Regions from separate parts of the Homo sapiens genome. Here region 2 is linked to region 1. Evidence: chromatin contacts called from ENCODE Hi-C or POLR2A ChIA-PET data. All regions are on one chromosome and are shown on one strand. Each heading gives the region's core, a stretch centred on a gene start or an enhancer-like site at or near the end of the contact. The rest is flanking DNA. Distances are from core to core; before and after follow the strand shown.

Region 1 (4,428 bases), core at 718-3,217:
TCATAATTTTTACTGTATCCATCCTCCCTATCATCTCAATATATTTACTTACTTGATTTATAGCGATTCCCTTTTTTTAAGCCAAAGAATAGCCTTTTTCTAAGAATAATATCCATGGTTTAATGTGGTAACAATAAGATTTTGAATACGTTTTTAAAGTACATAATTATATAATTTTTAAATAAAGTTGTCCAGGATCCATTCAAGGTTAACTTAGCATGTTTTCAACACTTTCTATGATGCTGGCATGGCAGGAAGACCGGAGATGTGAGGCTCAAAGAGACTTAGTTGGAACCCCGCTCAATCTTGTACCAATTCCGTGGCCTTGAGCAAATTATGTAATCTTTTTGAGTCTCAAGTCCCAATTATGGGAATAATAAGCCTTTCTTTGCTATACTGTCTTGAGGGTGAAAGTTAACTTAATGCAATAGTCTGCACAAAGCTCCCGGCATAGTCTTTGGTACAAGGTAGATATTCAATAAATGGCCACCATTGCAATTGTTTGTATGCTAATACACTGTGTTGCTGGTATCACAGTCCCCAGCGCTGTATGAAAGTCCCTTTCTTTCCTGAAACCCAAGCTGGATCCCATCTGTCCAAATGCCTGGGACTCCCAGATTATAGGATTGAGGGTCCTCAAAGATGATGTTCTTTAGGGACAAATATTTACCCAAAGTAGGTCCTTAAAGAATTCTGTCATTGCTGTCCTCTCAGAGGAGCCTGGCAGCACTGTCACAGGAGCATGGCTTTGGTAATAAGACTCTGTCATCATTAGGGAGCCATTTTATTTTTGTGACACTGTCATCCCCAGGTCCCAGCACACCTGATTACATAAGTGGCTTTTCTTTCCTGCCTCGTCTCTGTTATTACTTCTAATGTTTTTCTGCTTCTGAAGGATGGGAAGAATGAAGCCTATCTATGAACAAGGCCTCTAAGTTGGGGACTGGAGTAGAAAATACAAAACAACCTTTCCCTGTCTCTGTGACCAGCTGGACTGCCAGTGAGTCCCTGTTTTTATTTCTCCAAGCCCAGCTGAACATACCTATTTTATCGGTTGACTTTGTCAATGCAAAGCAGCAAGTGACACTGAAACACCTGTGTTTTGAGGCCCTGGTCATCTAAATTTGCCTGTGAAAAGTAGATGACACAGTAGCACAACACTGAATCCTCCCCCATGTTTTAGCCTGAAAGATGCCTTTGCTTATTTACTTAAAGAAAGGAGGGAAAGGAGTGGCAAACTGCCTGTGTCCTGAAAGACTTTAGGAGTTATTCCTGGTGCTCTCTTTCCGTGAACTCGGAGGTTTGGGGATAGGAGAAATGAGAAGGAAAGATGTGTCTCCAGAGTAAATGGTGAGATCTGCTCTCTCTGCTCCTGCCCACTCCCATATTGTATTCTCACTGAGGTCCTAACCAGCTGTTCTTAGAATGGGGGCTGGGGAGGGTGAGAAGTCTGCGGCCTCACTGATGCTGCTGGGGACAGATGTAGGTCCAAGGGTGATCATTTCTGCCAGGCAGAGGGGAGGGAAATTTCTGATAAAAACAATATAACTCAAAGAGAAAGGGAAGAACCAAAATCATGCCTGGAATGTAGGGAATTCACAGGGATGGGAGAGAAGATGAATAAAATGTCTGAAAAAGACACGGGAGGACAGGCAAGCAGCACATCTCCACCTCTGATTCTGCTCAACAGAACCCATCTCTTCCCATCAGACAATGGCAAATACCTGGGCAATCGTCAGCCACCTCATTCTCTGACCGGCTGTGAACCTAGACCCTCACAGTGTGTGTGTACATGTGTATGCAAAGCAATTAAAAAGGAAGACTGAAGACGAAACAAATCAATGTTTTTACAGATTCATAATAAGTTCCTTTCCATATATTTATTTATTTTCTCTTTCGCCACTAAAGATGCAACAGCAAACTTGCAGGGAGCAGTTGTTGCCAGAGGGTGAATCATGGCTCTATTGATTTGATTATGTAAAAGCTCAGAGGAACCTAAAGCCAGATACAGAAATATCTCATAGCCCTGAACCCTATGGGACACACACTAGTAAAAAAGCAATCTTTATATTGTTCCTGATAAAAGCATCATTAGTTTCCTCACAGTGAAACCATTTCTCTGCTGATACAGTATATGGTTTTCTTTTTCTCCAGAATCCACTCAGACATAATTAACACTCAGTTACTAGACTTGAGGTTCCCTGGGGTGACCTGCTCAAGTTGGGGAGGGGGGTGAGGGGCTAGAGATGGAAAGAAAGAAAGACTGAGAGAGAGGTGGGAAGGGAGGGAGGGGGCAGGGAGGAGAGAAGAGATAGGAGAAGGAGGGAGGCAGAGGCGGGTGGGGTGGGGGTACAGTATCGAGAATCTATCCTTCCTTGGCCTTCCTGAACACCGCCCCGTTGCCTGCACTGCGCGGGAGAAGAGAGCCAGCGCGGTGGCGCCCTCTGCTGGGCCTGCTTACCCTCCTCGCCACGCAATCTGGACCAAGCCCCAAGCCATGCAATTCCGGGGACGACTCTCTCCACCCCTCGTTCTTTGCTTCCTTAGGAATAGCACTCCAGCCATCGCCTTCCGGTGAGAGAAGTCTGGACTGACCTCTCTGCAGACAGACAAATGCCCACAGACGTGCTCACAGTTTGTGCTAAAACTGCAGCAGCAGCAGCAGCAACAGATAGCAATTATGCTGTGCCTCCTTGTCCCTGTCAGTGTAGGCAGTGGCTCCCTGAAAAGCCCTTGAATAAACAGTGTTGCTGGGGTCAGCAGGGCTGGCCTTGGATGGGATCTTAAGATTTAAAGGTTTGGAAAAATGGAACCTGGAAGGTCCTTCCATATCTCTATTTGACAGCTGGATGGCTAATGTCTATGAGCCCCAGGGACAGGTCCTGGCTGCCCACAGGAATGGGCTCTGGCTCAGAGAGCCTGCATACCAGGGGACTCTGTGTTCGTCTCCAACTGGGCCTCAGCTTCACTAAAGATAAGAGAAGAATGCCAAATGTATTGCTCATCCTATGGACTTCTAAGCAAATAATGGCCCTTTCAGGAAAAATAAAAATTGTTGATTTTAGAATTCCTGGATGTGAATTTGAATTCACTAAGACAGAAACCAAGTCACTTTACAAGGAGGCTATTCTTGCACCTTTCATGTATATTAACAAGCCCATGGATGTATATACAAACACATACATGCACACACACACACACGCACATGCATATGGTGGGTATTAAAACATAAATGCATGAACACTTTCACACACAGGGACACCCAACCAGAACCACATGTACACAGACCTCCAAACACATATATACAGATGTCTTCATGTAATCCCATATGGACTGCATCTTCCAGCCACAGACTCACCCTCCCCGCCTTCCTCCCTCTGCTCCCAAGTTGTGTGAAACTTGGGAAATTTCCTCTGGGAGTCATTCTGTTGCTCTATTGTTCCATCCTGAAGGCCCTTCCAGGGACCACTTCCCAGACAGCAAAGTCTCTGTGCTCCCACTGGCACCAGATCTCTGTACGTTCATTAGTTTAGGCAGATCACCGGGGATTTCAGTAAAGATTTCTGGAAAAATTTAAAGAGCAAAGCTCTGAGGTCAGGCAGGCTTAGTAGCTAACAGCATGGATTCTGAGCCAGATTGTCTGCATGCACCCTAGTGCTGTCATGCACTAGTGGTGTGCCTTGGTTGCCTCATCTATAAAATGGAAATAACAGTACCTGCCTAATGGGGTTGTGATGGTCATAAAATGGGTTAGTATTCAGAATCTGCTGGAACAGTATCTGACATATAATAATCACTACATAAATCTCTCTCAAATAAAAGTACATAACCCAGGCTGGTTGTGCTATTTCCTGAGTAATCCTGGGGTCCTCTTCCCCTATCTCTCATTAGGTAAAAGGAAGAAGAGAACACAAAGAAATGATGACCAGGGCCATGCACAGTGGCTCCCACCTGGAATCCCAGCACTCTGGGAGGCCGAGATGGTGGATCACTTGAGCCCAGGTGTTGGAAACCAGCCTGGGCAACATGGCGAAACCCCATCTCTAAAAAAAATACAGAAATCAGACGGGTGTGGTGGTGCATACCTGTAGTCACAGCTATGAGGGAGACTGAGGTAAGAGGATCACCTGAGCCCAGGAGGTCAAGGCTGCAGTGAGCTGGGATTGCACCACTGCACTCCAGCCTGGGTGACAGAGTGAGACCCTGTCTCAAAAAAAAAAAAAAAAAAAAAAAAAGGGAAGAGAAAGGAAAAGACATGATGACCAGACACATCCTTCATACTTTTTCAGTCTTAGGGACCCTTTCCTGTACCTCATTGATTAGCTTTATTATATGTTATAATAGCATCATGACCTGCAGTCAGTTTGAAAATCTGCAATGCCTCCTCATCTGCAAAGCCTCTTGAAAATCCCTTTTAGTGTACATGAT
Region 2 (4,428 bases), core at 1,337-3,836, 250 kb before region 1:
AGTTCTGGAAAAGCACAGTCACATAAAAGAGCTTTGTGTGAATAGAGAATGGTGTAATTTTGTTTACTTACACAAGCAAAGTGCTCTGATGTATATTGTGTATGCTAGCGGTGCATCTTCCTCCGTCAGTGCCCAGCAAGAAATATGTGTTTAATGTAAATCTGCTAAAACAAATAAACATGCCAAGTTCTTTTTCCACGATTTTAAGTGTTTCTCAGAAATTATCAAAACATTGCTTGAAAAATTTCCCTAAATGCTTCCCAGAATCTATTGTTTTCAATGAGAATTTTTTTTGTGTGGCCATTTTTATTCTTCTCCCCATCTTGCCTGCTCATACTTACACACTTGCAGGCACATAGACACACAACATTGATCCATGCACACTTTGGAAAGCCAAGTCTTATAAATTAGAGAGATAAACATAATCTAACAAAAAAGGGAAAAAATGACTCTGAAATAGTAGGGAGCAGTCAGATCAGTTAAACTTTTTGACTGAGGGTTTAAATACTGGCTTTAGAATGACAATTTAAGGTTGAAATATCTGCTTATTACATATGGACCCATCTCAGTTACAAAACAGGTAAATAGCGGGAGAATGAGAGAGAAGAGGACTGCACATATTATGTATAAGTGTTTTCTTCAGAACTGTTTGTAATGCTCAAAGGTTTCTCTTCCACAGAATATCTCCCTGAAACTCCTGCTTTCAGCACTCAGAGCCACCTCTTTCCAACCCACATGTGGGATCTAGGAGTTTTCCATTTGCTGACCCCTAGCTAGAAGTTTGTTGAATGCCCCTGTTCATATTACCTGAGATAATGGTCTGAGCCTATCACTCACTCCTGAGGTGATCCAGAAGTTAGATGGTATATCTCCTAATTTCTGGGTCACATTCTGATACATGTCCACCTAACCAAGAGGTCAGCACACCGGCAGGTGTAGGCAAGCAAAGGCGGATTATCAGTGTCTTGCAGAGTGTCTGCGAAGGTGTGTGTGCATAGCACATACCTGCTATATATTGGTGTTAGCTCTGTAGGGAGGTAGTCTCCATAGTTTTATGATTACACACCCCATTAGTAAAAATTTGTGAGCATGTACCCCCATTTATATATATGTAAAGCTGTTTCTAAACTCTGTGTGTGTGTGTGTATGAATGATACTAGCAAAAAATCACCTTTAGGTAAAAATAAATAGGAGTTTTCATGTTGACTCACCATGTCACAGTGGATTGTCTTGCATATTCCACTAATAGGAGCAAATGGGAGCATGTGTGCCTGTGATTTGGCCGTGCTGTAATACAGGAGGAAAGGAGTAAGGTGGCTTATAAACAGTGGAAAGCTGTACATGTTGAGTTATGTGTGTGAGAGTTCAAGCAATTTGCGTGATTTAATTTTTTGAATTAACTTCATTGAAGTATACTTTCCATACAATAAAATCCGCCAATTTTAAGTGTACAATCTATGTGGCCATAAAAACCTCAGCACAATCATGGTGTACAACATTCTCACCACCCCAAAAGTTCCCTAGTGTTGCTTTACACTCAGTCCCTTTCCCCTGGCAACTACTAATCCACTTTATGTTCCCATAATCTTACCTTTTCCAGAATTTCATATGCTTGGAACAGTAGCGTATGTATGTCTTTGGGTCTAACGTCTTTCATTCTTAGCATAATGCTTTTGAAGAGTCGTCCATGTTGTAGTCGGTAGCTTAGTTCTTTTTATTGTGCAGTACTATTCCATTGTATAGATATCTCACAATTTCTTTACCCCTAAGACTTGAACATCTAGAAAACCTGGTAAAATTTATGATTTAAGTTTTGCATAGCATTGTTTCATCAATTTTTAATTCAGCAATTACTGTTTCATTTTACCTAATGGAATACTTAAGCTAGGTAGGCTTGAAATTTGGTAATTTCTCTACTTTCTATCCAATCTGTTTCTCTTGCTTTGATATTTGAATTAACCCAGAAGGAAAAAGAATAGAAAAGTACAATAGGAAACTGATTATGAAAATAAATTGCCAATGTGGTTATGATGAAATAATTTCTTAAGATAGCACACTGTGCCAATCTAGACATGAAAAAATAAACATATCTCACAAACCTCTGATTTTGTTTTAGGTAGTCAGCAGTCCCTACAGGTCAGTGTCATTTAATTAAAAGCTCTACAGTTATATCAAGGGGGAAATACTTTTAGTTTTTAGCTAATCATTTTAGTATTTTCCATTAAATTATACCTTAAACTTGACTGAAAATAAGTTCATATGATTGAGTCTTTTAAACTGTTTGCTTCTTGTTTTGCTTTTTTTTTTTTTTTTTTTTGACAGAGTCTCACTCTGCAACCTTCACTTCCTGGGTTCAAGTGATTCTCATGCCTCAGCCTCCCGAGTAGCTGGGGTTAGAGGTGCCCTCTGCCACACCTGGCTAATTTTTTTGTATTTTTAGTAGAGACGGGTTTTCATGGTGTTGGCCAGGCTGGTCTTGAATTCCTGACCCCAGGTGATCCGCCTGCCTCTGCCTCCCAAACTGCTGGGATTACAGGCATGAGTCACCGTGCCCGGCTGCTTATTTCTTAACAATTTGACTACTGGAGCACATAGGCCTTAGATCCGTGCTGCGTCCAGTGTTTCTTCCTCACTTCCATTCTTGGACAGAAAGAAAGCAGTTGTTTTCCTGTATGCTGTGATGTGAGTTGTAGCCTGCCATGAACACAGGTGGGCTCCTTGTTGGACTGAGCTTGAGGTCCCTCGACAGTCTGATTATCCCAAAGCCCCTTATTTGGTTTCTCTTCCATCTCTTCACATCTGTTCCTTCCCTACTATCCCTCTTTCCCAATAAGGGAAACCAATCAACCTTATTTTACTTTGATTTTAAAACTATAAATCATTGAAGTGCTTTGATGTGGGAAAGGACTCAGATAAAACCATTTAAACCATGCATTTGATCCTACAACAAAAAGTTTTAAAAAGTCACTTGGCAGAGCCATACAGGAACAGGGTGCCAGATTTCTACAAGTGATAATCACCAGTTCCAATGAAGTAACAAAAGGAAGTCTTTTTATTTCAAATGTGTAGGTGTAAATATTTTAAGTCTTTTATACTTTTTCTGAACCCAGTAAAACTGGTTTATAAGTCTATATTATTTGGTGTTACTCATCTTTTAATTAACAGTATAGCCAGTTATTTTCACAGGAAATCAACACTTATGATAATAACTCGCATTTAACTTAACAGGGTAAATCTTATTATCCTCATTTTGTCAATAACATTTTTCAACCTGAAGGGTTAAAAGTCACTGTACTCTGGTTACAAATGGGAAAACCTAAAAGAATTGACTTACCAGCTACAAAATTGCAGGGAGGGCCAAGAGTTCAGTTATGTACTCTGATGTTAACATATTATTCATGCATAAGACCAGTGGCCCAGCATGAGTTGGTCGGTAGTTGGGATCTTCGTCCTAGCCTAACAGACTGAATTTTTGTTTTATTAGTGTTTATTCCACGATAATACCTAATTCTTTTTATAGCTCCAATTTACTTTTGTAAAGTTTATTTGACAATTTATACTGTTTGCAAGGAGGACTAGTTTTTCCAATACTTAAGTTAAATACAATAAAAATAAATTGACTAAAAAAATGTATCATGCCTTTAGTTGTTGCAGCAGTGTCCACTTGTCCCAAATTTTCCAAATGGTTACTTTTGTTCCAGATGAGTTAAAAAAAGAAAAGAGCCATCCAACTGACATTGGTCCATTTTTGAATAGCAATATAGACCATGCATAGAGGTCGTTACCTTCACAGAAGACTCTTAAACTAGTGATTCAGAATCAAAGCACCAAACCATACTTATTTCTATCACAAAGATCTTCAGAAAAAAACTTGGCATTTCTTTTTTCCCTTTGATGCTTTCTAACTCCCTTCAACGAGGTTAGTCAAAGATACAGTAAAACTGCTAGCCATTCTTAGCATCCAGCTTGCACACTTGTTAGGTTGTGTAAGATCAATTTGTTTCTTGTTGCAGTCTCTCCATTTATAAATGTGGTGAATTAGATAATCTTGATCAAATTGATAATGATTTTTTGGTTTTTGAGACAGTCTTGCTCTGTTGCTCAGGCTGGAGTGCAGTGGCACTATCATGGCTCACTGCAGCTTCAACCTCCTGGATTCAAGCAGTCCTTCCACCTCAAACTCCCAAGTAGCTAGGACTATAGGCACGGACCACCACACTTGGCTAGTTTTTTAATTTTTGTAGACAGGGTCTTGCCATGTTGCCTAGGGCTTAAGCCATCTTCCACCTTGGCCTTCCTAAATGTCGGGATTATAGGCATGAGCCACAACGCGCAGCCAATGATGACTTCTTTGGAAAGGACACCTATGGCACTATCAAGGGGACTCTAGTTTGGTGTTATAGAGCTATGTGTCCCGTTCTTAAGTCT

The links. A loop is a pair of places that touch in the nucleus more often than their neighbours do. ChIA-PET counts read pairs that join two places held with the same protein, here RNA polymerase II (POLR2A). Pooled maps may share reads with other maps.
Region 2: a loop to region 1 is called in a map of Calu3, with 2.6 times the contacts of the local background. The contact joins two enhancer-like sites. A Hi-C loop is called at or near these places in 3 of 168 maps with a recorded cell type or tissue (Calu3, GM12878 and Right ventricle myocardium superior), 2 of 37 single-sample maps with no recorded cell type and 4 of 50 pooled maps. POLR2A ChIA-PET finds 5 or more read pairs at or near these places in 1 of 52 experiments (endothelial cell of umbilical vein).

Annotation. Positions count from the first base shown.
Region 1 is chr9:16,190,375-16,194,802 of GRCh38, reverse strand. No RefSeq gene overlaps it. Among named protein-coding and RNA genes, the nearest start is that of LINC03041, 84 kb to the left of the region's middle. Within about 2 kb of position 1,967, at least 6 of the 41 ENCODE cell types and tissues checked have a DNase peak (open chromatin) inside an H3K27ac peak, as active enhancers do.
Region 2 is chr9:16,440,954-16,445,381 of GRCh38, reverse strand. The region is part of intron 5 of BNC2 (basonuclin zinc finger protein 2); the gene reads left to right. Among named protein-coding and RNA genes, the nearest start is that of LINC03041, 170 kb to the right of the region's middle. Within about 2 kb of position 2,586, at least 4 of the 41 ENCODE cell types and tissues checked have a DNase peak (open chromatin) inside an H3K27ac peak, as active enhancers do.